Regions from separate parts of the Homo sapiens genome. Here all the other regions are linked to region 2. A link is an interaction called in ENCODE POLR2A ChIA-PET data of the cell type or tissue named here. Cell type or tissue: CD4-positive, alpha-beta T cell. All regions are shown on one strand. Links, peaks and the distances in the headings refer to the core of each region. The heading gives the core; the rest is flanking DNA.

What was found. Peaks named below come from ENCODE experiments on the same cell type or tissue, not always from the same donor. Only the 100,000 strongest peaks of a DNase experiment are listed, where the experiment ranks them.
Region 1: POLR2A ChIA-PET joins it to region 2 with 34 read pairs; 13 of 35 experiments call an interaction of 5 or more read pairs at or near these places.
Region 3: POLR2A ChIA-PET joins it to region 2 with 12 read pairs; 13 of 35 experiments call an interaction of 5 or more read pairs at or near these places.
Region 4: POLR2A ChIA-PET joins it to region 2 with 11 read pairs; 21 of 35 experiments call an interaction of 5 or more read pairs at or near these places.

What each region holds. Positions count from the first base shown.
Region 1 is chr11:35,162,672-35,170,154 of GRCh38, forward strand. All of the region lies in intron 1 of CD44 (CD44 molecule (IN blood group)), which reads left to right. It overlaps SNORD164 (small nucleolar RNA, C/D box 164), which reads left to right and starts at 279; the gene lies at 279-339. RefSeq lists a silencer at 2,888-2,937 and an enhancer at 3,358-3,417. In CD4-positive, alpha-beta T cell, for the core only: no CTCF peak of the experiment used is centred there; DNase peaks (open chromatin) are centred at 2,880, 3,540 and 4,210; H3K4me3 peaks cover 2,474 bases; H3K27ac peaks cover 4,000 bases.
Region 2 is chr11:35,042,229-35,049,711 of GRCh38, forward strand. The region is part of intron 2 of LOC105376626 (a long non-coding RNA gene); the gene reads right to left. Among named protein-coding and RNA genes, the nearest start is that of CD44-DT, 92 kb to the right of the region's middle. In CD4-positive, alpha-beta T cell, for the core only: no CTCF peak of the experiment used is centred there; DNase peaks (open chromatin) are centred at 1,953, 3,173, 4,743, 5,213 and 1 weaker place; H3K4me3 peaks cover 736 bases; H3K27ac peaks cover 3,150 bases.
Region 3 is chr11:35,172,975-35,180,457 of GRCh38, forward strand. CD44 (CD44 molecule (IN blood group)) reads left to right here. Exons shown (of 18, transcript NM_000610.4): 2 at 3,601-3,766; 3 at 7,300-7,433. Among named protein-coding and RNA genes, the nearest start is that of SNORD164, 14 kb to the left of the region's middle. RefSeq lists an enhancer at 85-586. In CD4-positive, alpha-beta T cell, for the core only: no CTCF peak of the experiment used is centred there; DNase peaks (open chromatin) are centred at 4,022, 4,537 and 6,140; H3K4me3 peaks cover 616 bases; H3K27ac peaks cover 2,870 bases.
Region 4 is chr11:35,140,391-35,147,873 of GRCh38, forward strand. The region is part of intron 1 of CD44 (CD44 molecule (IN blood group)); the gene reads left to right. Among named protein-coding and RNA genes, the nearest start is that of CD44, 5.0 kb to the left of the region's middle. RefSeq lists enhancers at 1-178, 4,121-4,180 and a silencer at 3,901-3,950. In CD4-positive, alpha-beta T cell, for the core only: no CTCF peak of the experiment used is centred there; DNase peaks (open chromatin) are centred at 2,161, 2,611, 3,931, 5,791 and 1 weaker place; H3K4me3 peaks cover 4,000 bases; H3K27ac peaks cover 3,582 bases.

The DNA of each region.
Region 1 (7,483 bases), core at 1,941-5,940, 120 kb after region 2:
GGGCAGTTGGAACTGTAGTAATCCTGGAAACCTTTTGGCCCACATTTTAAAAATATCCCCACAATCCAGCTTCTCCCTCTGTAGGGCTTCTGCTTGGGAAAGTTTGTGTAACTCCCCAAAACATCTGAAGAGTGAATAGCAGTAGTGTTCTTGGACTGCGAAGGAGACCCTGCTTCTTATGTGCATGCTCTTGTGCACACAGACAGAAACACACACATACATGCACACACACACAGACATGTACACCCATGTTCGCTTTAGCATCTGATAGAAAAAGAGGAACATGAGGAAAGACAGAGATTGAGTCACCAACATGTGACCTGGTGATTTCTGAGTCCTCTGACTTTGAAATCAGTGGAAATTTAGAGCTCTACTTTGTCACTTGTAATGCTTTGTTGTTGCAAATAAATATTTTTGCAGCTGCATCACTTCATTGCTAATATATTTGAAGAAGGCAAGATAACCTAAAGGCATGAATCTTGTTCTGTTTTAATCCACCTGTAAGTCAGTGGTGGTTGTAAGGTAAATTGTAAGTAAGAGCTATTGGCCACCAAGTGCCAAGGGTTATGAATGATTTACCTTTTTTTTTTTTTCTAAACTGAAGGAAACTCATGGTTGTTCCTAGAAAAACATGCACACTCACTTGCTTGCATTCGGATAAGCTTCTTTGAGTAACAGGGAAGAGGCCACTAGGATTACAAGGCAGTTAGTGCCCATTGGAGTGTGACTGGCATTGTGCACCCTGTGAATCATAGTGGTGGTATGGGGAAAGGGGTAAAAAAGCATCAATCTATGGAGTATGCGAACCAGATGGCATCTGTCCTGGGAAGAACAAATATCCTTCATAGGAGAATTAGAGGACTATACTAGTCAGGCAGAAATCCAGTCCATTCATCAAGCTTTTCCTCTTGCTGTGGTCCCTACAGGGTCAGCCCTGTTTAGGCTCAAGCCTCTTAAATCCCAGTGCAAGACCAATTTCTCTATGAAATTCTCCCTGTCTTCTTTGGTCTCATGGCTACTTCCTGGGAGGAAAAAGTAGTAATCAGCTCCCTCCCCCCAGCTAAATGTGCATGGTATTAGCAAATTCTAACCCAAGATGTTAAAACTATCTGAGAAGAGGCATGATTCTGCTTCTTGTCTGTACCCTCCTAAAGTCAAGGTGCAGCAAGGAGAGAGACATTTGCATGTGGCCCCTGAGAAAGAAGAGATTTGTCTGCCTCACCCCCTGCTGGTGCAAACTTGCACCTCTCTCAGCCTCAGTTTTCTTATATGTATCAAGTTTCAATGATCGCAATAGTACTTATCTCATGTGACTACTGTGGGATTGAAACGAGATAGTTCATGTGAAGTACCGAGCACAGAGCCTGGCACACAGTAGGTACTCTATTAGTGTTAATATCACTGGAAAACCCAGCTGGGGGCTCAGCAGTAGAAGCTGCCAGAGCCTTAGTGTTACAGCCACATCCATTACCCCACCATTCACATACATTTCATGCCCCAGGGTGAGAATCCACATATCCCAAGCAGAGAGGCACAGCTTTGGTAAACTGAGTCTTAGCTAACTCATGTCAGAAACCAAGTGTTATCCTGGGGTTTGACTCCTGGCTCTTGCCACATTCATAGCAGGATGCTGAGTGGATTGTACTCAGCCTCACTTGTTGCATCTGTGAAATGGGGGTGATTTTTTGACTTCTCAAGGTATAGCATCTATTAAGGCACATAGACTACAATCTGACACAAATTAGCAGCTCCATACATTGCAGAATCTTTTCTTTTTCACTTAAGGAGATGCTAAAAGAGGCAAGAGGAAAGAAAATCAAATTTGGAGATGCCGTGGGCTGTGTGTTGAAGTTGGGCTCTGGTGGAATTGGTGGTGACCTTTTGCTTCTCTCCATCTGGATGGCTGTATCTTCAAAGACAACAAGTCTTAACTGCAGTTTTTGATTGTATAAATCTGGCCAAGTCCACTATTTACCCAGCCCAGTCTCCTTAGAGTAGGATTGGAAACTCAAACTTTGCTATCTCCTCTGCAGAGTGAGCAAGGGACAATCTTTATGAAAAACTTTAAGTTGCAAGATATTTGTGTTCTTAATAATGAAGGGAAGAATACAAAAATGATAATACTAAGCCTGGCTCATGGATAGCATTTTTGCACAATATATTTCATTTGGGCTGCAGCCTTTGAGCTGTACTAATTGCTCTGAGCATCTGTTTGTATGTCCGTTGCATGGGATGATTTACCCTCCTAGGTTTCCAAATGCTTTGGAGCCCCTGGTTTATTGCAGGACTTACTAAGTGGTGGCCATCGTCACTTTGATTGGCCCCTACCACAGTATTTTCCAGACTTTTCCACCAAGGCTCTTAGGGCTTTGTGGTGGGTGCCAGAACAATTGATGGGGTAGGGTGGGTGCTGGAAGAGAATGAGCATCTGGTAGATTGAGTCTCTGGGTCTGCCCTTCCACCCTCACTCCAGCCCCCATTAGCTCAGCTTGATTTTCAACCACTTGAAATACTGTGGTTGTGCCTAAGACATCATGTCAGGGAGAGAAAGAAACATCTGAAAACCATCAATCTTCTCTCTGAATGCTTCCACTGGTCCCATTTGCCTGTTGACAACCCAAGTTGAAAAGGCAGCACCAGAGGGGAATGGGGAAAATTAGCAGAACTGGAAAATCTGAGTTGAGATCTGGGTTTACCAAACTCTCCGTAAGACTTTGAGTCTGTGAAACTTATGTCCATTAGTTTCTTCACCTTTTAAATGGGTCTGTAGTACCTACCCTCTGGGCCTCACAGGCTGCTTTTGGGTGTGAAAGTGCTTTATAATTGGTGAAGGAAACTGCTACGTGGCAAGAATAGCAAAGCCTGATGTACTTTAATCCATTCGGTTCTGCTGAGGGTGGAGCCCCAATGTGTCTTAATTCATATGAGGTTTCTGAGAAGCTTTTTGAGATTTTAATACTGTCCCAGGTATGCACATCAACCTTCTCACTTTTATCCCCCAAGCTCCAAAATTTCATAACTTTTTATTTCATCTTGGGTGGCAGGAAGGCAAGGTGTGCCTGGGGGAGCTACAGGGAGTTATTCAAGGTCACATAATTAGCTTATAATTAACAGAGTTTAGGCTAGAACCAGTGCATCCCACTCCCAGATGGGGGCCCCCGGCTTATCTCAGCATGTCAGCAACCCATGAATCAGCCCTGAAATATAGATATTACCTATGAGTAACAGTTTCTCATCCTACCTCAACTGTTACGAAAGTCTTCCCTCAAACTAAAGCTAAGCAGTTCCACAAAATGCCAGCTATAGACATTAGCAGAAACTGTATATTGATTAGGTGATGTATCAGTCATTGTAACTACCCAGAAAAAAAAATACAATGACAAAACCAAGTGGCCCAACCTTATTTTCTACTTGCAAGAGGAAAAACCCTATTTGGGCCCCAAGATGCTTTTTTCATTTCATTTACCACATCCTGGGTTTGTGCTAGTCAATCTGCTAAATCAATAAGATCCGAAAAAGCAGAAAACAAAGATCGTGAGGCCAGAGGATTTCCTGATCACCATGGCAACACACAGGGGTGGGTACTGTGGTTTCTCTGCCTGAAGACGCACTCGTCAAAGACTACTTGGTGTTACAGAATTCTGGTGCAGTGAAGCAACAGTTCTGGGACATATACTTTCTTTTGCCAGAAAGACTCTGTTGGATCCAGGACCAGGAGTGGGGGGTTAAACAGTTCTCCATACCCTCACCTCCAAGTCCCCATCATCCCATTAGGAGACAGGGACAGTACTGTTCTCCAAACTCTCAAAACAACCCAAGAGCTTTCTAGGCTGTGCATTGGGTTGATCATTTGGTGGCCTTGGCTGAAGGGCCAGGGTAACAGCTAGGAGAACCCTTGGGATTCTTCTCCAATGTGACAGGCCCCTCCATGTTGGTTCAGCGTTGACTGCCATGACAGGCTCCAGGCTCCACGGAAAAAAGGCAGAGAAATCAGGGGGTCCAGCCAGGCGCCAAGACGTTGGGGTGCCTTGCATTTCTAAGTGCCAAGTGATGAATAGCTCAGTTGAAAGCAACCCAGGGCACATTCTGGAGGAAATTCTCTGGGTATGATTGTGCATGACTGTTTTCTCTGCTCATTAAACCCTCATCTGCCTCCAGGGCAATTCCGGGAGAGACTGAGTCACTCAAGACTCATGGTCTGCACTGGGCAGCCAAAGGCGATTCGGCCACCAAGTGTGATTCTGGCCTCATTCAGAAGTGGATGCTAAACAATACACCCTTTCACCAGGAGCCCATCACATGGGCATCAGGAGATGGGGGCGAGTGATGTGCCAGCCTTCTAGACTGGCAGGCCTGGGGGGCAGCAGAGGGCACAATAGCTAGAAAGACTCCCAGATGAAAACTTCTGGGCTTTGAAGCCTTCGAACAAATGAAGAAGAAAATGACTTCTTCGTGTCCTATTAAGACAGTGAGTTGTGGCTTTTTTGAGAGCAGCTTGCTCAGACCTCTTATGAAAGATAGATCAGTAGCAACAGCACTGGTGTAGGAGTCAGAAATCTGCAATTATGAACCACTGAGTTTTGTGTGTGTGTGTGTGTGTTTTTGTTTTTGTTTTTTGTTTGTTTTGTTTTGTTTTTTAACTTGCTGGAGGACCATACTCGGCTATCCTTGATTTTATTTTCTCCTGTGTCACAAGAGAAATTGGTTAGAAGCTTCCCATTGTGCCTCCTGGCTTTAAAAATAGATAATCCAATTAACAATAATGCTTTAAAACAACAAAACCTTGTCCTTTTCCCTTCCTACTTCTGATCAGAACCAGCTCAGTAAGATTTATTAGTTGTGCAATCTGTTTTGGACATGAGCTCAGCAAATCAGAGGACAGAAATAGAATCCTGGCTTTTTAATGATAAACACTGTAAAAATAAAAAATTTGGAGAGCTTACCAGTGCTTCTGGCTGCCCAAGTGGTTTGTGTGTGGTTGACTCCCAGGAGCTCAATCACTTTGGGTGCAGTCCACCCAGAGAGCTATGTTCCAGCTACATCAACCTGGAGCCTTAGCTTGGTCAGTCTAGATTTTTGGGTTTGGCTGCAGACATCTCGTAATGTCACAAGGACAGCCTGTGTCCTTGGTGACCCAACCCTGGGCCAACCCCAAGTCCTGGAGTCCTCTCCTAAGAGCCCTGCCTAATTGTAGAGAGAGCATTCAGGCTGTAAAGGGCAGGAGGCCTGGGGGCTACGACTAGGTTTGGGCTTTCTAAATTCCCAAGAGTATGATGGGAAGACCAACAGGCAGAATCAGAGAGAAGCAGTCAGCCCACTGCTGGGGAAAGCCAGTCAAGGTCAAGACTTCAGAATCTCCTCTCTGGAGAGAGAGTGAAAATTCCATTAGTGAAGTTTGTTCCACTGAAGCCTTACCAGGCCTTGGTAAAGGCCCCTATCTTGTGGTCCAGAATCAAGGGACTTCTGATCTTAAAATAATATTCAATAAGCTCAAATTCTTCTCTCTAGGGCTCTCTTTTCATGATCACCTCTCCACACTTTATTAAAAAATCACATGAAGGGTAAGTGGGCTTCCTGTCATTTCAGTGTCTGACCTGTGCATAAGTTGGAATTTAACACTGGAAAATGATCAGCCAGATTGCCCAGTCTGAAACCCAGGTCCCCCAGTGACTAGCACAAGTTACTTACATCTTCTCAATGAATCAGTTACCTCTTGTGTAAAATGGGGATAATAAAAATGCCTGCCACACAGGATTGTTAGGAAAATTAAGTGAAATATTAGGTGTAAAGTGCTGAATACCTTGAACCCAGACTAGGCACTCAGTGAGTGCTCACTGTGGTTATGGACCAGGAGCTGCAGGAATTAGAACACCATTGAGTAGCAGGAACTGGCTTTATTCTCATCTTCATGATAAAGCAACTTCTCCTTACATATAGCTTAATCTGGAACCAAAAATCTAATTCTGCCTCATCCCTCCTGAGGAGATGACAAATAGGGATCAGGCACACCTGGGTGGCTCAAGTTAGAAAACAAATTAACTCATTTTGCAGAATCTGGAGACGTCTGGTCTGGAGAACTGACAGTGCCCTCTCTTTGGGCATAGTATGACTGTAGGTTGTCTTTGGGTGGTCTTCATATGGAATGTACTGTGTTTGCCATGTTCCCTAGGAGATCTGGCCTCAGAAATGGCCCTGTGATGGTATGTGAACATACTGTCCTGTAACTGAGATGATAGCTTGCACATTCAGACAGACAAAGCCAGTTACAAAACTAAAAGTTGGTCTCTGAAACATTTGCTTTCGGGGAAAACAGCAAATGTTCACAGAAGCAAAGTTCTGGGTTAAAGACATTTTAAGTATCCAATAAGGAATTCTCAGCAAACACCAGCTGGTGATTCCTCAGATATGATGTGGGAAAGGAACCTGATAGGTGATCTTTTTGCACCCTATAAGACTGCAGCCTGTCGGGGGTTGGGGGCAGAAAGAGAGCATTTATTAATTCATTATTTCATTCAACATTTGCCTACCATGGGAGGCTGTACTAGGTACTGGGAATATAATTGTGAAGAAGGGAGACACCATTTCTGTTGTCAACGAAGCCCACAGAGAAGTTCCAAAATTTCAGAATGCTGGAATTTCTGGTTACTAGAGACCTTGAAGATAATAATTTCTTGTAATTCTTTACCTGGTTGTGTCACAGACTTTGAAAACCAATGAAAACCAGAGATGTTGCCCTACCTAAACACACACACACACACACACACACACACATCCATACACACAATCTTGCATATAATCTCACAGGTCCATGGATGTATTGACCAGCTCCTGGATTCCATATTGAAAATCCCTTGCAGCCCAGCTCCAATACTAGTACCAGGCCACTCACCTCTCAGGAAAGTTTGGGAAGACGTAGATAATGGCAACTTGGGTGAAAATTACACAGTGCTCTCTTCCCAGCACATGTTGTGATTTTCTACAACTTCAGAAATAACTGGGGTGGACCAAGAAGCTATTATTCCTCGCAGGCCCTACAATCTAGGCAAAGCTTTGAAATGTGCTCGGACAATTTTATCAGAGATCTATTTTCCTTGATCTGAGGCTTAGGGGGCAGTATAGATGAGATTAATGGCATTTGGGATCAGTGATGGTTTATCCAGGAGAGAATGCATAGTACCTGTAACCAGGAGCCTGAATAGGAGGCAACATAGCATAGAGGTTAGAATCCTGACTTTCCCACTTGGATGACATTGGGCAAAGGACTTCACCACTTTGTGCCTCAGTTTCCTCATCTCTAAAATGGGTTTAGCAATAGTGCCTACCTCATAGCATTTTTATGAGAATTAAATTAGCTGAAGTACATAAGGCACCTAATAAGTGTGCAATGCTCATTGGCTCTGATTATTAAGTGTCAAACACCATATCAAGTGTTTGACATACCTTATTTCATGTAATAGTCCCATAAACCCTGACAGGTTCGCAT
Region 2 (7,483 bases), core at 1,555-5,554:
GCTTGGGTCTGACACTTGGAATGGATTCCTCTTCCTAAAAGAACCTGTTTTCCCCATGCCATTTCCTGTTTTCCCTTATTGCTTCATTTTTCTTGCACAGTTTACTTCCCTGCAGTGAACAGTCAATACTCATGACCATGTGCATTGCACAGTATAACCAGATCCCTGCAGCAAACATTTTTCTGATCTTATTTCTGATTTCAGATAGCTCCCTCTGCAGAAGGAGAGTCTGCTTAAACTAAATGCAATCCCATATCCTAGGAGCACTTTGCCCACTGGCCAATGCAATTAGGCTCATGTTTGGCTATGATTTTATTTCTTATTTTGCTGGTTTAGAGATGGCCTGTTTCCCAAAAGCACATTACACTATCATTTGTAAAGTTATGTTGTCTTCATGAATAACCTTAAGGGGCAAAATTACCTTATAGCATTAGGGGGAAATGTTGGGTATGGCAGATGGAGATATATCACTTCTCTTCAAGAAAGGTCTCACTGTGCAGCTACTAAGAGGGTAGTCAGCAGACAGTGTACCTATTAGCAATTTTTGAGCCCATCTCATACTCTGTTCAGAATGGCCCCATGACTGAGCAGGGACATGAAGGGAGGGCTTGACTATTTCTGTCCGGTGGGAACTTGGCTCCAAAAGGTAATTAGGCAGGTTAGTCTAATAAAGACTGTATCATGATCGCATGGCTCTCCCATGCCCAATCCTATTTCCTCCCAATTCCTTTCATAATTGCTACTCCCCCCAAAGCCTTATGCACTCGTAATTCTGCCTTAGCGTCTGCTTCCCTGAGAACAAGAGGCTGGGGATGAGGGAAAGGAAGTGACAACCAAATATAGGTTGCAGTATGCTCCTAGACTCCTGAAGTATACTATTCCCAGCCTGTGGCTATGAATAGCCTCTGGGAAGTCTCAGAGTTACTGCAAGAGATCTGCAAATATACACACATGCCCAACATTGCCTGTAGCCTGAATACATAATATGTCTAAATATATTGAATAATATGTGTGCTATTTTTCAAATATATAAATAACAATTCACTAAAATAGTTTTTCTAATACTGCATTTTTAGATCAGTGGGTGCTAATAGTACCAGACACACGTGTGCACAGGCAAGCGCACACACACACACACACACACCACACATACATCCAAGAAAAGCTTTTGCTTTGAAGAGATATGTTAAAAGGGCTGTGAACCATTGTTTCACATGTGACCCTCTTGTCTTCATACATTAACGGATACTTTCCCCAAAGACAAAAAACAAACTTTGAGAAAGGCTACCTGATTCCCAAATTGAACAGCTCTAATTTGATAAATCTTGATAACTCAGAGGCGCAGAATGACCAATTCTAGAGGATAATGAGATGTCGTGTGGCCTCTTAGTTCAATCTCAGACCTTTTAAAACATGTGCTTTTTTTACTGGCAACCTGGGATCCTGACCCTCCTGTTCAGAGAGATGACAGGTAAAAAGTATTTGGCTTGGGTTAAACATCTCTGCTTGTTTGGGGACAAATTGCTTGGTCTTTGCATACAATAGTTATTTTTAGGGAGCAGATACCATGTAATTTTGGATTGCCAGTTAAGTGGAATCTTATAGCTGAAAAGGACCAGCTACCTACAGAGGAAGACATAGACTCATTCTGGGGAGTATAATAACTCGTCCAAAGCCACACAGCTAATAAGCAGAGCACGTTTCTCCTAACAGTAGACAGGAACTGTTAAACTAAATTTGGGCTTAAGAAGCCTTCTCCAAGTCTTACGTAATGAACTACAACCTAATTTAGTATGTAAACAAATTGAAAACCTAATTTAGGAATTTGCCTTTGTAACATATAGCTGAGTCTCAGCCAGTTACAGCAGCTGAACTTCAGCCAATCACAGCTGCCAAACTGTTCTCAGCCAATTACAGCAGCTGAGCTTTAGCCAATCATGGCTGCCAACTGTTCAAACTAGGTTCAAATAAGACAGACACAAGCTGTAACCAATCAGTCTGCCTCTGTACCTCACTTCCATTTTTTTGTATGTCACTGCCTTTTCTCTGGAGAGAAATACAACCTGCACATGTGGTGAGGCAGAGCATTTTTGGTCTGACATGCTGCCCAATTTTAGAATGGCAAATTAAAGCCAATTAAGATCTACACAACAAATCTAGTTATGTAGATCTTGATTGGTTAATTAAGTAATTTTTAGTAATTTTGTCTTTTATCAGAATCAAACTGTGGATTGTGATTTGAAGTGATCAAAAATTACTAGCTTTATCTGTCAGAATATGCTAGATTATGTTGCTATAAAAAATGACCAAAAAATGTTGGTGGGTTAACATAAAGGAATTTTATTACTGTTTCATCCAAAGTCCATTGTAGCCTGGAATGATTCTCTAAGATACTTGCCTCCACATGGTGGCTCAGTGATGCAGGCTGCTTTAACCTAACAACACCTTCATTTCAACAAAAAAACTTCACCATTGTCATAGCAGAGAGGGAGCATACTGGAGGGTCACTCACTGGCAATTAAATGCCTTGGTCTACATGTGACACACAGACCACAGGCACATGACCCTTTCCAAAAAGAGAGGAGAATGGGATGAGAGGAAGCACTAAACATCTCCACCGTACCACCCTCCCAGGGAGCTAGAAAATTCCATTAGTTATTGTTAGGGTAAATTTCAAAAGTTCTCTGACAGTATTAATTTATTAAGTCATTATCACCCAATAGCATATAAATCATAAATTATTTCATCAGTTTTGATTTAGTAACTAATATTTTGAAGGACTAAACAGCTGTGGGGAAAAATGAATTTTAAAATTCCTTTTCTAATTAAAAAAAAAAAAAAAAAAAAGCAGTCCAGGGATTTAGTGAAGCGGGACAGAATTATATGGGAGGCACTTCCGGGGTGGGGGAACAGCACTGGAGATGGATGGTGGTTGAGGCCGTGAATGTCAGAGAGAGGACTTTCCAAGGGAAGAAGGTGCTGAAAGAGGATGGAGGCTGTCATGACCATCGTCCTTGAATTTCCTCCACGTTGTCCATGTGAGCAGAGCACCTTTCAAATGTCTGTGGATATCACTTGAATGACACCAAGTTTTATCAAACCTTTGATTTTTCTGTCTGTCTGTGATGTGCCTTCCCTCCCCATCACCCTAGCAACGCTTTGAAAATAACTCGCTAGGCTAGACGATTGGGTTTCCTGTCACATTTTAGTGTCTGCCGTGCTGTGAAGACTGCGATGGCAGAGATACACATTGCGGAAGGAAGTCAAGCTTGTTTTCAGCATCAGTTGATTTATTAGATCCTTGATATTTTCCAGGCTACTACAGATACTTCTGTTGGCCTGGCATACCCAGGTGAAGCAACCCACCAAGGCTGGGAGCTTTGTTAATGTTTCACAGCTGAGTGTTTACCCAAGTCCTTTAAGCCATCTAGGACTATGGGATGGACTTAAACACTCTTCTCTTTGAGTTCTCCCACCTTTTCACTCTGAGCTGAAAATATTAGTGAAGAGCCACTTCTGTCCTCAGCAGGTATGATGTTTACTCTCAGACTAAAAAGTGCTATAAATGTTATAAGAACAAGATCTAAGGGTCTTGTTGACATATTCTAATGGAGTTTTCTTTAAAAAATGGGCTAACAGAGGTGTCACTTATTAGTCTAGTGCATGACTTTGGAGTCAGACTGCATGGATTCACATCCTGGTTCAATCACTTACTAATGATGTGGTCGTAGGCAATATACTTAATCTTTCTGAACCTCAGTTTCTTTAACTTTCAAATAAGGACAATTGCATCTACTTCAATACATTCAAAGCACATAGGAGACGTGCAATAAATATGAACTCTTATTGTTCTTGCTGTGCTTTCAAGATATTTCAGGGCCAGGAGGCTCATGCCTTTAATCCCAGCACTTTGGGAGGCCAAGGCAGGAGGATCCCTTGAGGTCAGGAGTTCAAGATAAGCATAGGCAACATAGCAAGACCTTTGTTCTACAAAAAAGAAAAAAATCACCGGGTCTGGTGGTGCAAGCTTGTAGTCCTACCTACTTGGGAGGCTGAGACAGGAGGAGTTTGAACCCAGGAGTTTGAGGCTGTAGTGAGCTATGATTGTGCCACTGCACTGCAGCTTGGACAAAAGAGCAAGACTATATCTCTTAAAAATAATGAGTAAATTAAAAGATTTCTGGAGAGAGGATCTGATAATTTGACATCTATGACTATCATCGTCATTGTCAGTAGTAACGCAAGATCTAACATGATAGTACTGGCATGTACTTCATTTTCCAAATCCATAAAATAGGACTAATGTTGTTGGCCCTTCCTGCCTTACTGGATTATGATATATAAATACATAAGTGAAGTAAAAGATGCTTGAAAATATATTTATACTATTGTAGATATGAGATATTGTCCATTGTCTTAGACCATTCGGGCTACTATAACAAAACACCATAGATTGGGTGGCTTGTAAGCAACAGAAATTTCTTTCTCACAGTTCTGGAGGCTGTGAAGTTCAAGATCAAGGTGTGGGTAGATTTTTTTTCTGCTGAGGGTCCAGTTTGTCATAGATGACACCTTCTCACTGTGTCCTCACAGGATGGAAGGGGCAAGGCAATTCTCAAGGCCTCTTACAAGGGCACTAATTTATTCATAAGGGCTCCACCTTCGTGACCTAATTACCTCCCAAAAGGCCCCACCTCCTAACCATCACCTCCTCTCCTTTCCTTGGTAATTAGCTCCTACCTATCACCTTGGTAATTAGCTTTCAACATATGAATGTGGGGGCACCCAAACATTCAGACTGGAGTGCTCTGCTCATCTCATACAAAGTAACAGCAGCAATGGCAGTGGTGGTGATCGAGTATCATTGTCCATCCTTTTGGCATGTATGTTGAGGCTGTCTCTGTGTGTGACTGGGATTGAGGAGGCCCTGTTTTATTAGGGGTGGGGGAAGCTGGCTCTCATTGCACTGTCTTTGACAGAACCTTGTGCTGTTGAGAGCATTGCTTTTGACATCCAATATTTCTATCATGGAGTCTGAGGCACCTCTGTCAGGGGTTGTCAGTCTCTGAGAGGTCGATACTGGGGTCTGGTTTCCAGCTCAAGAACCATGGGGTCCTAGAACCATGTGAGACTCAGGTGATGGGGAGGACCTTGCTCCCTCTTCTGTCTGTGGTGGGGGACTCCTCTGAGGCTGCTGCTGGTTAGGAAGTGGTAAGAAGCTTGCATTCATAGAAAAAGGAAGGAAAAAAAAGCACCAATGCTTTTATAAAGTTCAGCATTACACACTTCCTGTTTAAGAAGGAGGGACCATTTACCCCTAAGTTGAAAATATTTAGTGAGGAGGAGAACTCTGGTTCAGAGCTAGGCATAGATTTGCATAGGCAGTGAAATATGTTGGGACTCTCATTTTAGATAAATTCTTTTTTATTCCAAGCAAAAGAAACCAACTTTAGCTAATTTTAAAAAAGAAAATTAAAACACACATACACATATTTGTACCATACACACATACATATTAGAAGACTACAGGATATCTCACAGAATCAAATAAAAAGCTAAAGAATCTGGCTGCATATGGGACAGGAAATTAGAAACCTACGTTGGAGACATTCATAAACTATTCATTAGCTAGTGGTTCCTCATGTCACTTTACTCAGGGATTCTCTTTTCTGGAGAAAGTCAATTGGCCTTGCTTGGTGATATGGTTTGGCTGTGTCCCCACCAAAATCTCAACTTGAATTGCATTTCTCAGAATTCCCATGTGTTGTAGGAGGGACCCAGGGGGAGAAAATTGAATCATGGGGGCCAGTCTTTCCATGCTATTCTCATGATAGTGAATAAGTCTCATGAGATCTGATGGGTTTATCAGGGGTTTTCACTTTTGCTTCTTCTTCATTTTCTCTTGCTGCCACCATATAAGAAGTGCCTTTTACCTCCCGCCATGATTCTGAGGCCTCCCCAGCCACGTGGAACTGTAAGTCCAATTAAACATCTTTTTCTTCCCAGTCTCAGGTATGTCTTTATCAGCAGCAGGAAAACGAATGAATACAGTAAATTGGGACCAGTCGAGTGGGGAGTTGCTGAAAAGATACCCAAAAATGTGGAGACAGCTTTGGAACTGGGTAACAGGTAAAGGTTGGAACAGTTTGGAGGACTCAGAAGAAGACAGGAAAATGTGGGGAAGTTTGGAACCTCCTAGAGACTTGTTGAATGGCTTTGACAAAAGTGCTGATAGTGATATGAACAATAAAGTCCAGGCTGAGATGGTCTCAGATGAAGACGAGGAACTTGTCGGGAACTGGAGCAAAGATGACTCATTGTGTTTTAAAAAAGAGACTGGCGACACTTTGCCCTGCCCTAGAGATTTGTGGAACTTTGAACTTGAGAGGAATTATTTAGAGTATCTGATAGAAGAAAGTTTTAAGCAGCAAAGCATTCAAAAGGTGACTTGGGTGCTATTAAAAGCATTCCATTTTAAAAGGTAAACAGAGCATAAAAGTTCAGAAAATTTGCAACCTGATGATGCAGTAGAAAAAAAAATCCTATTTTTGAGGAGAAATTCAAGTTGGCTGCAGAAATTGGCATAAGTAGCAAGGAGCCTAATGTTTATCCCTACCGCCATGGGGAAATGTCTCCAGGCCATGTCAGAGACCTTCCCGGCAGCCCTTCTCATCACAGGCCTGGAGGCCAGGAGGAAAAAGTGGTTTTGTAGCCTGGACCCAGGTTCTCTGTGCTGTGTGCAGCCTAGGGACTTGGTTCCCTTGTGACCCAGCTGCTGCAGCCATGGCTAAAAGGGGCAACATAGAGCTTGGGCTGTGGCTTCAGAGAGTGGAACCCCCAAGCCTTGACAGCTTACCCATGGTGTTGAGCCTGTGGGTGCACAGAAGTGAAGAACTGAGCTTTGGGAACCTCTGCCTAGATTTCAGAGGATGTATGGAAATGCCTGGATGCCCAGGCAAAAGTTTGCTGCAGGGGTGGGGCCCTCATGGAGAGCCTCTGCTAGGGCAGTGAAGAAGGGAAATGTGGGGTGGCACCCCCACACAGAGCCTACTGGGGCACTGCCTCATGGAGCTGTAGAAGAGGGACACTGTCCTCCAGACCCCAGAATGGTACATCCACTGACAGCTTGCACCGTGAGCCTGGAAAAGCCACAGACACTCAATGCCAGTCTGTGAAAGCAGCTGGGAGGGAAGGTGTACCCTGCAAAGCCACAGGGGAAGATCTGCCCAAGACAACGGGAACCTACCTTTTGCATCAGCGTGACCTGGATGTGAGATCTGGAGCCAAAGGAGATCATTTTGGAGCTTTAAAATCTGACTGCCCTACTGGATTTTGGACATACATGGGGCCTGTAACCTCTTTGTTTTGGCCAATTTCTCCCACTTGGAATGGCTGTATTTACCCAATACCTGTACCCCTGTTGTACCTAGGAAGTAACTACCTTGCTTTTGATTTTACAGGCTCATAGGTGGAAGGGACTTGC
Region 3 (7,483 bases), core at 2,199-6,198, 130 kb after region 2:
TGGCTTCTGAAACTCAAGGGATTTTGCTGAAACTCATGAAACTCAAGGGATTTTACTGAAAAGTCTCAGCCTCAATTGGTTCCTCTTACATTTGCATATTCTGTCTGCCAGGTGGCAAGGTAGAATTGACTGTAATAAGAAAGAAACTACCATTGAGCTCCAATTATTGTCCATGCCTCAGAGTTGATTTTTAACCTGAGAGTGACAGCAGCCACCTGGGCCAGGGGCAGACAGGTAGTTTGCCTCACCTGGAATCAGAGGCTCCCCTATCAGCCTTATCTTCAAGAAGCTGATAGGAATGCTTTGTTTTTCTTTTGTGTGCTGGACAAGGAGAGGCCCCGGAAGGTCTGTCATGTAGATTGACAGTTTCCTTTTGTAAGACTGGCCAACTGAGGCCAAAGTTGAAAATGTCAGTAAAAACAAATAGTATTGCAAAAGGGCCTTATGCATTTCCTTCTCTATCCTCTCATTGCCCCATCAGCCGAGTGCTGCATGAGTGGCTTAAGAGAACACCATTAGGCTTGAAAAAGAGTGAACTGCAAAAACACATTTTCTCCATTTCACCTAGTTGTTATTTTCCCCCCATGTGCTAATGATGCAAACAAAAGAAAATAAAAATAATAGACATTGGCTTATGTCTTTTCAAGTTCCATTTCTTGTTTCTTCTTTTACTATTTTCAGAATCAAGGAAGATAATACAGAATTTTAACAGTTTTCTTACCTCATTTTGCATTTGTTAGACATTGTTTCCTCGTGGTTGAGACCTGCTTCCTGCTCAGGAAAGAGAAAGCAGTGGTTGCCCATACAATTCAATAATAATGACTCTTTGTCATTATTTAACAGTTGTTTAGGTGTGCCTCTCTCCTTTCTTCAGTTGCACTAATGATAGAAAAGGATCCTTGGGCACATAGTAAAGTGGTTCAAATCATGGGTTTGGGTGGTAAACAGGTCTGAGATAGATTTCCTGCTCTGCCACTTAAGAGCTGGGTGACGTTGGGGAGTCATTTAATTTTTCTGAGCTTCACCCATAAATAATACATACATACATAAAACTCACCTTTCAGGTTTCTGAAGATGATGCAACACAGAATCTCAAAGGTACTGGGTACCCAGGGACACTGCAGTAATAGGTCCCCTCTCCTATTGCTGTCAGCTCAGAAATACAGAACAGAGCAACTGGGATTCAGAAAGGAGACTATAGGCTCTAGATAGAGGTACTCACTCACTTCCTTGGGCAACTCACTTCCCTGAGCCTCAACTTTCTTGTTGGTAAATAAGTGGAATCTTCCTACCCACCACTAGAACTGTGCAAGGAAGAGATGGAGCTGGTTAATGCCAGTTCTGTCTGATTCCAGACCTGGTTCTTAACTAACAACAAGGAGTGGTGCCTGGCCAGGCACTTGGGGCATTGTCCCAAGAGGATGTCAACATGTCTTCTTAGAGAAGGACAGTCATTGAGGCCTGAGGAAGTGTTCAGGAGGAATAAGCTTCACCAGGATAGTTTCAATGACTTAACCCTTTGCATGCAGTTTCCTCAAGTGTAAACCGGGGGTCATATAGTCCCAGGAGTTTTCAATTACAGCCTTTGAAGTCTTTTGAGATTGTTACACAGGATCAAGTAGAAGAGGATGATTTCTAGCTCTCTATTGGAATTTCAGATTAATGTCTACAAAACTCACTAAAGTCCTTGTATTGAATAATTCTTTACCCAACTGATAGCAGTTAGGCTTCATTTTCAATGCCATTAACTCTGAGAGCAAACGACAGGCTTTTGGTCTGCCAATATATTAAAAGTGTGTTTCTGAGGAAATTTCAATGAGTCATTCGTTTATATAACAAATACTTGTTGAGCATCTACTTTCTATTGGGTACTGTTATAGGGATTAGAGATAACAGCTGCAAGCAAGTAAAAGGCCCTTGCTTTCTCAGAGCTTTCATTCCAGGAAGGAGAGAAAGAGAGTAACCACACACATCAATAGATGACCAGGCTGTTGTGAAGACACAAAAGCCAAATGAGTTGAGGGAGAGACTGGGGGTTAGACAAGGGTGTTTAGGGAAGCACTCTAAAGTGAGGTGACGTGGAGTTAAAATTCTGAATGATAAAAAAAATGAACCACCTATGTGACCATTTGAGGATGGAACATTCCAGACAGAGAGGAAGGCAGATACAAATATTCTAGGATGGGAAGGAGCTCAGAATGTCTGAGAGAATTGAAGACAAGCTTTGTGCTTAGAGCAGAGCAAGCTACTTTGAGGTTAGAGAGGGAGCCAGGAGCCAGATTATGTTGGTTTTAGCCATAATAAGAACATTTATACTGGGTATGAACATAAACTCTTGGAGGTTGTAAGCCAGGGAGAGATCACTTGATTGTGAAAAAATGCTCATAACATAAGATTAAGTGGAAAAATGACTCTTAAATCTAGAACTGTATATTCAGTACCATTTCAATTATGCAAGCATATGTGTGAGTATGTATATTTGTGTGTATGTGTGTATGTGTATATAGATACATACTTTATGTATATATGCATAAAGTACGTGTGTGCATGTGTGCACGTGTGAATGTGTGTATTCAGTAAACAAACTGGAAGAAGATATAGAAAAGTGTTTGCTGTAGTTTTTGTAGTGGTGGACTTATTTTCCTTCATTGCTTTCCTGTGTTTTGTAAGTTTTCTGTAAGTTTGTATGACATCAATAATCAAAATTAAATCATTTGCTTTTTAAAAACTTTGTTGCAGAGCAATCAATGGAGAGAATGTAAGAGTGATATTATTTTACCATGTCTTTTCTCAGATTTGAGCTTAATATCATGGTGCTTTGGAATGCTGGAGTGAATTTTGAAGGCTCTGGCTAGCAGAGAAGTTTATTTGGCTTTTTGTTTGTTTGTTCTTTTTTTTTTTTTTTTTTTGAGATAGAGTCTCGCTCTGTCACCCAGGCTGGAGTGTAGTGGCATGATCTCGGCTCACTGTAACCTCTGCCTCCTGGTTCAAGTGATTCTTCTGCCTCAGCCTCCCAAGTAGCTGGGACTACAGGCATGTGCCACCACACCTGACTAATTTTTGTATTTTTTTTTTTTTTTTTTTTTGAAACGGAGTCTTGCTCTGTCGCCCAGGCTGGAGTGCAGTGGCGCGATCTCAGCTCACTGTAAGCTCCGCCTCCCAGGTTCATGCCATTCTCCTGCCTCAGCCTCCGGAGCAGCTGGGACTACAGGCGCCCGCCACCACGCCCAGCTAATTTTTTATATTTTTAGTAGAGACGGGGTTTCACCGTGTTAGCCAGGATGGTCTCGATCTCCTGACCTTGTGATCCGCCCGCCTCGGCCTCCCAAAGTGCTGGGATTACAGGCTTGAGCCACCGCGCCCGGCCTAATTTTTGTATTTTTAGTAGAGACGGGGTTTCGCCATGTTAACCAGGCTGGTCTTGAGCTCCTGACCTCAGGTGATCCACCCACCTCGGCCTCCCAAAGTGCTGGGATTGTAGGCATGAGCCACCGCGCCCGGCCTTATTTGACTTTTTAAGGAGTCTGTCCTAAACTGAACTTATTACTGTCTCCAAATTATTTATGCAAAAGAATCTAACATTTCTATTTCTTCCCATAGATTTGAATATAACCTGCCGCTTTGCAGGTGTATTCCACGTGGAGAAAAATGGTCGCTACAGCATCTCTCGGACGGAGGCCGCTGACCTCTGCAAGGCTTTCAATAGCACCTTGCCCACAATGGCCCAGATGGAGAAAGCTCTGAGCATCGGATTTGAGACCTGCAGGTAAGAGACCAGCACCCGACCACTGGGGAAAGCTGGCGGCCTGGGACCAGGCAGCTGGGCTTAGAACTGGAAGGCTCCTTTCCCACAGCTGAATGGATTATTGCCTAAGGAGTCAACCCCACGTATTAATTTGGCCAAGTCAATCTGCAACCTGTATGACAACTGGAGTTTAAAGTCAGCTAAAGACACCTTTGTGAATCATAGAGCGGGAACCCAGAGGAAGCCATTAGGGGTCCTCTCGGCTGGAATCCTCTTGTCTAACCTGCTTCCACAGAGCTCTCCTGGCTTTGAAGAAGCTGCAGTATCATTGTCAGAACCACAAGAAAACATAAACCAAATAACAGTGTTTGAAATAAATATGTGGCTGTTAGAGTCTTGGCCCTGCAGACTTGGATCAAAGCAGACTTTTCAAACTACTCTCTCTTACTCTCTCTTAAAAAAAATTTTTTTTGGTTTCTCTTCTATGTTTCTCTGGTTTGAAAAAGTAAATAAAAAGGCATGAAAGTTATTAAGCTATATTATATTAAGATATATTATTTTTGGGAGCCCTGAGAGGGCTCCTACCAGTTATTCTAGAGCTGCATAGAGCCTTCCTCAAACTATGGCTCCAAGCAAGATAATCACAACAAGCAAGGACTTTATTTTTTGAATTTCCAATGGCCTTGCGGTAAGCGGTGCACAAGAAGAGCAAGCCACGGTGGCAATCACAGTGAATTGTTGTGGTTCGATTTGTTTTCACTAGAAGAGGACTGAGTAACCTCTGCAACTGCTCTGAAGTTTCTACCCCAGCCTGTAGCTGTGCTTTTGCAGTGTCTTTAGGTAATATGATTCCCCTTTCTCTGCAACACACACTCACATGCACACAGACTGCTTTTGAAAAGTCAAGCTGCAGAACTCTACGGAAACCATGAAGTGTAAGTTAAGTGCTTCTATCCTCCAACACTGGGTACAGTCATGCACCCACATTATGAGTGATGGCTGAGACTCTTGCTGAAAGGGAAAAGGAAAGTCTTTTGCCTAAAATTGCCCTGTCTGATATGGTAGCCACTAACCACATGTGGTGACTTACACTTAAACTAATTAAAATACTAAAATTAAAACTTTAGTTCTTCACTAGCACTAACTACATTTTAAGTGCTCGGTTAGTCACCGATGGCCAGTGGCTACTGTACTGGATGACCCAGGTTAGAGAACATTTCCATCATTGCAGAAAGTTCTATTGAGGAGCACTGCTCTAAAATAAAGAGCAGATGTACATAGACATCTGTATGTGTTCAGAGCTAGGTCTGGGGGAATATGAAAGGAGCAGAGAGAGGGAGAAAGCTCTGGTGGCTACTGAACTTGCACTGTAGGATGCAATGAAAAAAGGCCATTTAGCAAATCCATTATTCTATTCCCAAGGCTAATTGTTTAATTATGGCCCTGACTAGGCCACTGGCCTAAGAAAGTGAATTTAGTAAGCTGAACTTTGATTGTGAAATACAAACAAGGCATACTTGCAAAATATAGATATGCTGCCATGTGCTGAGGACCAGGGGAGTTCTTACAACTGCCACTGGCCAATCATCAAGCACTTAGATGCTGGGAGCCCTACTGCCCACCTGGCCAAACCCCTCACTTAATCCTCAAACTGCAGTATTGGTCAATATTATCACCTCATTTTATGGATGAAGCAGCCGAGGCTTAGCGAATTTGCACACACAGCCTGCCTATGGAGGAGTTAGGATTCTGGTTCTGCTTAGCCTCAGCCCAGGACAGGATTTTAATGACCAAGTCCTCCTCAGGGGCTTAAAAGGGGAGGAAAGTATGCTTCCTGGATTTGCTGAATATTCTTTCCTCCTTGTGAACAGTAACTTACTCATGCCACATACACACATATAAACTTTAATATCCCCAATTTACAGTTAGCATGACCCATAAAACCGGTAGGCAACATGAGGTGGCAAAAACTCAGTAATAGCTTACAAAGAGAATGCAATAGATTCTAGAATGTTGGTGTTATCCATACTTGATGACATGATGTGATGGGGGTGAGTTGGTGGGTAGGTTCACCAAGAAGTATTATTTAGAAAAACTGTGCCAAAGAAATCTATCATTTCACCCATAACTGGTATTAAGTATTGCAAAACTCATTTCCATAATTTCTCTCAGGTAGCTATGAATCAGCTTTCTGCCACAGGACAGATGGCAGAGTCTCATGGGTTAGGATAAAACCTTAGCAGCTACTCTCTTTTGTCTGCCCCACCCTGATTGGTAGCAACTCTTAGATATATGAAAACTTATTACCATTTAATTGTGCCCACACCCCCTGCCAAGCTAAGGAGGCTTTGGGGAAACCAGTTTGTCTGTTCAGATGAGAAATTAGTCATGCGAGCTACAATTGCCACATAGGTAGGAGTTCTGTGTGCTTGGAAACTTCAGACTCACAGACATTTCCATGGGTCGTGCAGGGTGATGCACTCCATGCTGTTGCCCCTGGCAGGAAAGATGAAAAGCATCAATGTGCATTTTAGCCAGAATTGCATTTTGAAAAACCTGCTGGATTTAGCTTCCTCCTCTCTGCCCTCCTGCTGCACCACAGCTTCCCTTGCACATGGCATTTTCTCAGCCCACATCTCATTTTTTGAGGCATTTTATATTCAAAAAAAATTGTGTTTTTAGCACAATTAAAAAATAAGCAAGTTTTTAGCCACCAGGATGCTGCTAGAAGAGGCTGGGCTGTGTATGTTGTATCTGTATGTCGTATCCAGCTGTAACACACTCCCAGAGATACCTTGGTGGGGAGAGAGGGGCTATGCATTTCTCTGGCTGTGCTACTTCTGGAAAGTTCCTGAGCTACATGAGCCGTTGCTATCTGCTTACTTAATTGCTATGACTCCCATTGTAATGATGGTTAATTTATTCCCACTGGCAATAGAATTATGCCTGCAATGCTCAGGAGGCAGTGTGCTGTGCTGTGTACTTGGCATATAAACAAGGCTTCATGTTTAGGGCAATGGAGTATGGAGTAAGGGGACTCACAGGAAAAGTTGTGGCTGAGAAAGAAGTGGGGGAATGGGACATGAGGCAGGTCTGGAATGTGTGCACTGAAATAAAGAAGCACCCCTTCCTATCTATGGAAGCTGGCCATTTTGTGTATTTTCTGGAAAACATGAAGGTATTCCAGAGCCAGCATGAATCTTACATCAAAACTTCTCTCTTCTGTGACTCAGGCTTCCTTCTGTTTGTTCAAATAGACTCAACACTGCTGAACACAAATTTTAACTGAAACTAATTATTCCTTTCATGATTTTTTTTTAAAGCTCTTTATAGGTCTCTAAATAAAATCACTTTGTTTCTATCAGTCTTGTTGATCTCTTTCCCTCTCTATGCTGTTATTTTTGGATTTCAAATAACTCGGTTGTTGAAACCTCCGATATCCCTAGGGGTGAACTGAATGAAGTGTTGCACGGCATTAAATGTCATTGAATGGGATATTATGAAATTCCCATCTTAGCCATTTAGGTCAATATCCTGTTGTTTTTCTCTTACAGGTATGGGTTCATAGAAGGGCACGTGGTGATTCCCCGGATCCACCCCAACTCCATCTGTGCAGCAAACAACACAGGGGTGTACATCCTCACATCCAACACCTCCCAGTATGACACATATTGCTTCAATGCTTCAGGTTGGTTCTCAGGGGGGTGTCTGTTGGCGTGAAAGGCTGTGGGAGCCTGG
Region 4 (7,483 bases), core at 1,977-5,976, 99 kb after region 2:
CTGGGTCATTAAGACAGCTCAGCCTGCATGCAGTAAATTCTACTCAGCAAATATTTATTAACCCAGTTCCACGGGAGTACTGAGAAATTGAAACACACAGTCTCACCCAGGTAGTTTAGATTGAGTACCCAGTATAAAGTATCTTGAATTACTTTCTGCTTTCTCTATCTTCCTACTTTCTGCAGTAGGAAGAAAGTGACCCTAGGTGGAGGCTAGGCAGGATGAGTTCTCTGTGCATATGCATCTCCCTTTCTGTGTGAGTGAGAGGTCTTTGCTAGGTGGGGATTTGGGGATCTAGGATTTATACTACTGAAGCTGAAATAATAATAATAATGATAGCAACAACACAGCCTGTCATGGTGGCCCATGCCTGTAATCCTAGGACTTTGGGAGGCTGAGGCAGCAAATTACCCAAGGTCAGGAGTTTGAGACCAGCCTTGGCCAACATGGTGAAACCCCATCTTTACAAAAAATACAAAAATTAGCAGGGTGTGGTGGTGCACACCTGTAGTCCCAGCTGCTTGGGACGCTGAGGCAGGAGAATTGCTTGAACCTAGGAGGTGAAGGTTGCAGTGAACCAAGATTATGCCATTGCACTCCAGCCTGGGTGACAAAGCGTGACTCTGTTAAAAAAAAAAAAATGAATACAGTGCTAGCTACCATTTACTGTATATTTTCACTGTGCCAGGCATTATGTTAAATATTTTCCATGTGTTATCTCATTCTACCCTCACAATGGCCTAGTAAGAAGCTTCCTGTTATCAGGCCTGTTTGACAGGAGGAAAACTGATGCTTAGAGACGTTAAGTGACTTGCTGGCATTCACATAGCCAGGAGCAGTGCTGGATGGAAACCCAGCTCCACTGAGCTCCAAAGCCTAGGCTTAGAATATGTTAGACTGTATAAGATGGACGAACTTGGAAGGATTTCAGGGAGGGAAGGATTTTGGTGGACTCTAGGCCTTAGGGAAAGTTCCAAAAGGGACTGGAGCTCAAATAAGCCCTTGAAAAGTGGAAACATTCAGGATGGGAGAGAAGAGTCAAGCTGGAGATCAGGGAGAGCCCTGGGCCTGGCCTGAAAGAAGAGGGCCCTGGTGGTTTCCCTATAGTCTCTAGGGAAGTTTATTTGTATGTTACCTACCAGTGCCATCTTCTGCTTTGTCTTTGGGCATTCTGACTCCTGACTCCTTCCAACCTGTCTCCCCGTTCCTTCTAAAAGGCCCCACTTCCAAATATTTGGCACTGTCCTAACCCTTGAGGTTCTCCCAGAGACCCGCAGTCTCCCTCCTGCCCCGTGTTTCCACGGCCCCTTTGCGCAGCATCATTTAGAGGAAGTACAATGAAGTGCCAGTAGCAATAACTGCCCCGGCCCTCGCTTTCATGTGCTTGTAAAGTTGTTTGGCAGGAACTGGGACTTGGAAAGGAGACATGACTTTGTCAGAGGGCTTGGGGCTGGGCATGGTGTGGGTGGCGAAGGGGAGAAGGAGGAAAGGGGAAGGAAAGGAGCTCTTGTTGCCCCATTCTGGGGAGTGGTGGACTCTGGACAACCACGAGGAAACTTTGGAAAGGAGCAAGGCTTTGAGGAGGAGTCCAGTCTTTGTATGGGAAAGCAAAAAGTGGAGAAATGGCCAAATGTAGTTAAGTGACATTGGACCCAGAAACTCTGAGTTGGGGAACAGATATCTTGAATTCGGGGTCTTGTGCAGGAGGAAGAAAGTGGCCCTTGGTGGAGGCCAGGGGGGATGAGTCCTTCATGCACATGCATCTCCTTGTCTCTGTGGGTGAGGGGATCTTTTTTTTTAATTATTATTATACTTTAAGTTTTAGGGTTCAACCATTGTGGAAGTCAGTGTGGCGATTCCTCAGGGATCTAGAACTAGAAATACCATTTGACCCAGCCATCCCATTACTGGGTATATACCCAAAGGACTACAAATCATGCTGCTATAAAGACACATGCACATGTATGTTTATTGTGGCATTATTCACAATAGCAAAGACTTGGAACCAACCCAAATGTCCAACAATGATAGACTGGGTGAGGGGATCTTTGCTTGGGAATTGCATGCCTGGTGTTGAGAAAGAGGAGAGCGTCTGAGAGCCCTGGGTCTTAGGGCTGGCACACACCTTTCTGCTCCCTTCTCTCTAATTGAGCATTAGAGACTCCGCCCCCTGCTGGGAGTTAGAACTTTAGCTGTGTTTTCCCATGTGAAGGAGCAAAGAGGCAAAGCTTCATCTCTGTTGGGGCTAGCATCAACTAATTCAGGTATTCCCCATTTACACATTGGACATCTACTTGCTGCAAAGGCATGGTGACAAGTCCTTGTGTGGGAGGCTGGCAGCCAGTAGGAAAATGTTCCATTTGTTTTTTCCCAAATTTCCCCACAAAGGAGGGGATGCTGGACAGCATGAAATTCTTAGTTCATGACAGATTCCCTTCCATTCATTCAGGAACTATTTCCTGACTCATTGTCATAGACTCAGAGATGGGAACTCTAAGGATCATTTAGAAAATCTGAAAGAGAGGGACTAGTGACTTCCCCTCTCTGCGACTTGTTAAGATATTAGGGCAGGGCATTTCTCTCATGTATCTCTATCATGAGGACTGTGGGAGCCTCAACCCCACCCCCTGCAGTGGGTGGGGAGGGTGTGGTCTACTGGGGTAACAACATTTGTTTCACACCTTAAATACTACCTTACAGACTCATTACAGTTTTATATATTACTCTACAATATACCCAATTTGAGTTTAATACAATAATAATGATATATATTTTTGACCATATAGCAATGTTGGTGTTCGACAATGATTCTCTGTATTGTCCTGGGGCTTCTAGCACCTCCTGGAACATCGCTAGATGGTCAGGAGCACCAAAGTTTTAAAAACCTGATGCTCTGCTGTGGTACCATATGGTCCTGTGTAAAGCAGGGTCCTAAGTCCTGAGTCTCTAGGAAATACTGCTCAGTGAGCACTGACTCTATACTAGATGTGAAGCCGGGGGTAGCACAGGATATCTTATCTAAGCCTCCCAACAGCCCAATACACCTAGCACTCTCTTTAACTCCATTTTCTAGATAAAGAGATCGAGACTTGTGGAGATGGCATGACTTGCCCCAGGATCCAGTGGTGGAGTTGGGATTTCCGCATTATCTAACATCCTCCCATGTTAGACTCCAATGCTTATGCTCCTTCAATTCATTACGTGTCTGGAGGACTTTGGAAGCTATACGTGGCTCTCCCACACTACCTGTCCCCTGTGGCCAGCATAAGTGAACTCTTGCATGGGTGGCTTCTCTCTCCATCCCCGGCAGGCTGTGGACTCTTGGCTGCCCTGCCCTGGCCTGTCTCTCCCCAGGTTTGGCCACAGATATCAGAGATGCCAACCAAGTTATTTGTAACTAAAATAAATCACATCCCTTATCAGAGTCCAGCTGCCCTCCCAGATATGCTCTGATTTACAGGCTTGGAATAAAGAGAGAGGTGGTTGCTTGTCTACAGGACAAGTTAGGGCAATGCCCTCTGCCTGAATATTAGGAAAGCAGCATTACAGGAGCTCTCACTCTGACCAGGCAAGCATTTCACATGCACAGACCCAGAGACCCACTCCTCACATGCTCATTAGTAGGTTGTGCGACCCTGGGTAGGAGGCTGACATGGGTCTTGAACTGAAACCCAGTGTGTGGCTCTAGGTGACATGTGGCCACCCAAGTGAGGTTTCGGATCCACCTGCAGTGTCAGATGCTTCAAGGCTGGGGTCCCCTGATGGAGAGGAGGTGGTTGGAGATCACCTGGGCCTCCTCAGCACTGCCTCCTGGCTGGGGCTGGGGCTGGGGATAAGAGAGTAACTGCAATTGTGCTTCCCCGGCACCTTCGCTTTAGGTCACTCCACCGAAGAGCCTGAAAGGGAAGTGGTTCTTGCGAAAGAATGAGCTGAAGCAGGTGGCAGATGCTACCAGGCACCGTGTAGTTTTCAAAGGGGATCTTTTTCTGCCTCAGAGAGAAATTCTGGGGTTTGCACAGCAAGAAACCGATGACTCAATTTCCTTTGTGTCCCTGCTTTAATGGGAAGGTTGTAGGCGTTCTTTAGAATGGCAGGGTAGGTTGATACCTTCTACCTTAAATTTGAATCCCACTTTTCACTCACTTAGCAGGTTGAATTTTTTTTAAGTGTACCCCCCACAGCTGCCCAACTGGGTTTGCGAGGCAAGCCCAACTTGCCAGAGTAAACCGGAAGGGGTGCTTTCTAAAGTTTGTGGTTCTGGAGTCTGGCCAGGCATGGATACAGTCATTGTGCGTTCCAGATTTTCTGGGAGAGTCAGGATCTCAAATATGCAAACACTCTACCAATTGATGTCTAGTGCATATTTTGACTAAATGTTTATATATTTTTCCACAAATAAATACATGACTTAATGTAATTGAAAGTCAAACACTTTTTAAAAATGCTTTTTGCATAAAGAAATTCACATCTTTACAACTCCTTAACTAGGATGGTGTCAATTAAATTAATGTTTGATTCAGGACATGTGTACTTTGGAGGTAAGTATTTCATATTCCTCCCCTCTCCATTGCTCAATTGCCCCACTGGGTGACGTACCAAGATAAGCCACATGTTTGATTCTTGTTTGCTGGATGTGGACATATGCACATTGCAGGTATGCCTATAAGTACATGCCTGAAGGATCTATGTGTGTGGTGGGAATTGGTGATGCCAAAGAATGCTAAAGACTTTCATGCCCCTTAAAGGGGAAAATAACCACAACAAAACAAATTCCAATGTATCTTCTCCTGTCTTCTGCAGCACTGGGGGAGTCCCCTGATAACAGGGATCATGTCACATTCATTTTTGTGGGCCCAGATCCCAGTAATATTGACCCATAACTGTTGAACTGCAATGAATGTCTAGAATATAAAAGTCATGATATCTATATATATGGAAGCATGCTGTCAGTATGGGCTAAGGTGCAAATACATTTATGTGTAAGTGAGAACCATGGTGATGGCTGTGTTGCTCAGGACAGGGCTGACTTGGCTGGCTGACTGCCCACCACAGGCCTCATGTTTGGTCTACCCCAAACAGTGAGCTCACCCATCTGTTTGTTTGCGGCTTTGGTGGCTGCCTGCTGTGACCGCTGGGGACATCTGGCTAAAGACAGGGTTACTAGATAGTTGGGCTGAGAAGGGAGTGGGAGCCAGTGAGATGAGGACACCAACCCCAAATTTAAGCCTCAAAACAAAAACACTCCCCAGCAGCAGCCACCTTGGGGTTCTAGTTATTTTGGAGATACTGATACGAGGTTGAGATCCTTGGGTGAGAGGCCCACACTCCTCCAACCCCCATGTCTGCTTCTGGAAGGTGGTGGCAGAGGAGAGAAGTAGAAGTACTATATGGGAGATGCGGGAGATTCTTGCCTTCTCTGTCGGTCTCTTTGGGCAATTATCAAGCTGTCATCTGACCAGATACTACCATAGCTTCTTCGGGGGCAAATCCGTAGGGAATCCTGACATCCGACGGGGAGCCACTTTGGCAATGGCAAACGGTGTCTCCTCTCCACAGAGCTTGTGATGTCAGAAATTACCCATAACTGGGGCAGGTTTTGTCTTCCCAAAGATTGTCTGCCCAGCTAGACCTGAGAGACAGGGAGACAAACACAGAATGAGGGGGTGGGTCTTGTGGGGGTGGGGAACGATGGAAACTCACAGAGCCAGATCTCCCCGAGTTTGAGTTGCACTGGCTGCCTGGGTGTGTCCTCCTGAGGTAAGTGTCCCTGCGAAGTGCAAGTGTGGGCAGACAGATCTCAGGTGGGTGGGGAGGGACTGAGTCACCAAGGAGGTGATTTGCAAAACTCAGGTCCCAGAAACTTTCAGGTCTTCAGCTTTTAAAAGTAAAGGTTAATTGCAAAACTCCGGGGTTGAGGGAAGAGATTATTCACATAGACCAGTCATTTTGAGCATCTGCTGTTGTGGCATTGCAAGTCTCCTTCGCAGTGCCTGAAAGTTCATTTGTTTTTGAGAGCTCTTACGCTTTTTCTGTTTGCATCTTTGCACAAGTTCTATGTTTCTGAGAACCCTCACCACTATTAGTAATAATAGCAAACACTTACAGAGTGTTGACCATGTACCAGCGCCATTCTAATTGTTTCCTATATACTGCCTTGTTTAATCCAAACACTGACTTCATGAAGGTGGTGCTGTTATTATCTGTCTTTTACATATGAGGAAACTGAGGCACAGAGAATTTAAGTAGCTTGCCCAAGGCCATGCAGCTGATAAGTGATGGCGCTGGGATTCAAACTCACATCTGGCTACAGAGTTCATGCTCTTTGTCACTATGTTAGAGTGCTTCTCTTGGTATATTAAGATATCGAGGCACCCTAGAAATCCAGACGATTGTACCTGGAAGTACTGTAGTTGTTTTCAAAAACTTCATTTGGGAATCTAGTTGTGGGTGAGGTCATAACATCCACTGAGCTTTTAAACATGATGTCAGAGGAAGGGGTTAGAATTGCAAAAATGAAGGAGGAGGAAGTTGTAATGGAAACTTCTGCCAATGCATATTCTGAGTTGACTCATTCATTCTGATCTCTGAATAGAAGCTCTACTCTCTTCCATGTGATGGAAAGTTGAGGATAGGGTAGGGCTGAGAGGGATGTGAATTGAGTTGTTTGTTCATTAGGATAGGATAGGGCTGAAAGGGATGTGAATTGAGTTGTTTGTTCATTATCACTTCATTATTTGTCACCTGGATGAAAGGTAAAGGTGGCTGATTAGTGTTTCTCCATCAGCTAGAACTTTGACTGGGAAATGAGCCAATCAAATAGCAGCAAAATATTTGCCCTCACCTTACAGGCCCTTGGTTCCAGGGTCTTCTCTCCACCGGCTAGAATGGATGAGGGAGGGAGAGAAACTCTGAGAAAAGAGGCTGTCAGGAGTAGGGCTGTACATATCCAGGGCACAAGGAATTTGGCAAAAGCTGGAAGTATACTATAGCCCTTCTCTCCAGCCCTAGCCTAAACCAGATGACCAGGCTTCTATTTGGCCCAGCATGTGACCATCCCATCAGGGAGCAAGAGAGTTTCCTCTGGGTACCCCTCACTGAGAAAAAAGCCACCCAGGAAGGGAGGAGGCAAGGCCCCCTGGGAACATCTGGCTCAGTCCACAGGAAGGGATGCAGGCCTTTTCCTGGGAATGAGGACTCATCCCATATTCCAGCCCCCTTCCCCCAACTTTTTTTTTTTTCAATTTTAGTGCATCTCTTTACACTTAACAGGTCTGCAGTGACTTCTAGGAGGATCCACACACCAATCGTGGAACTAGGCAGCATCTTTTTCCACTTCCTTTCCAAGATAGTAGCACGATAACAGTAAAGCCCCTTTGCAAGTGTTCACTATTATGCACATTAAGATGCCAGGGAGAGGGCTGGGAAAGGTGGCTCACACCTGTAATCCCAGCACTTTGGGAGGCCGAGGCAGGCGGATGACCTG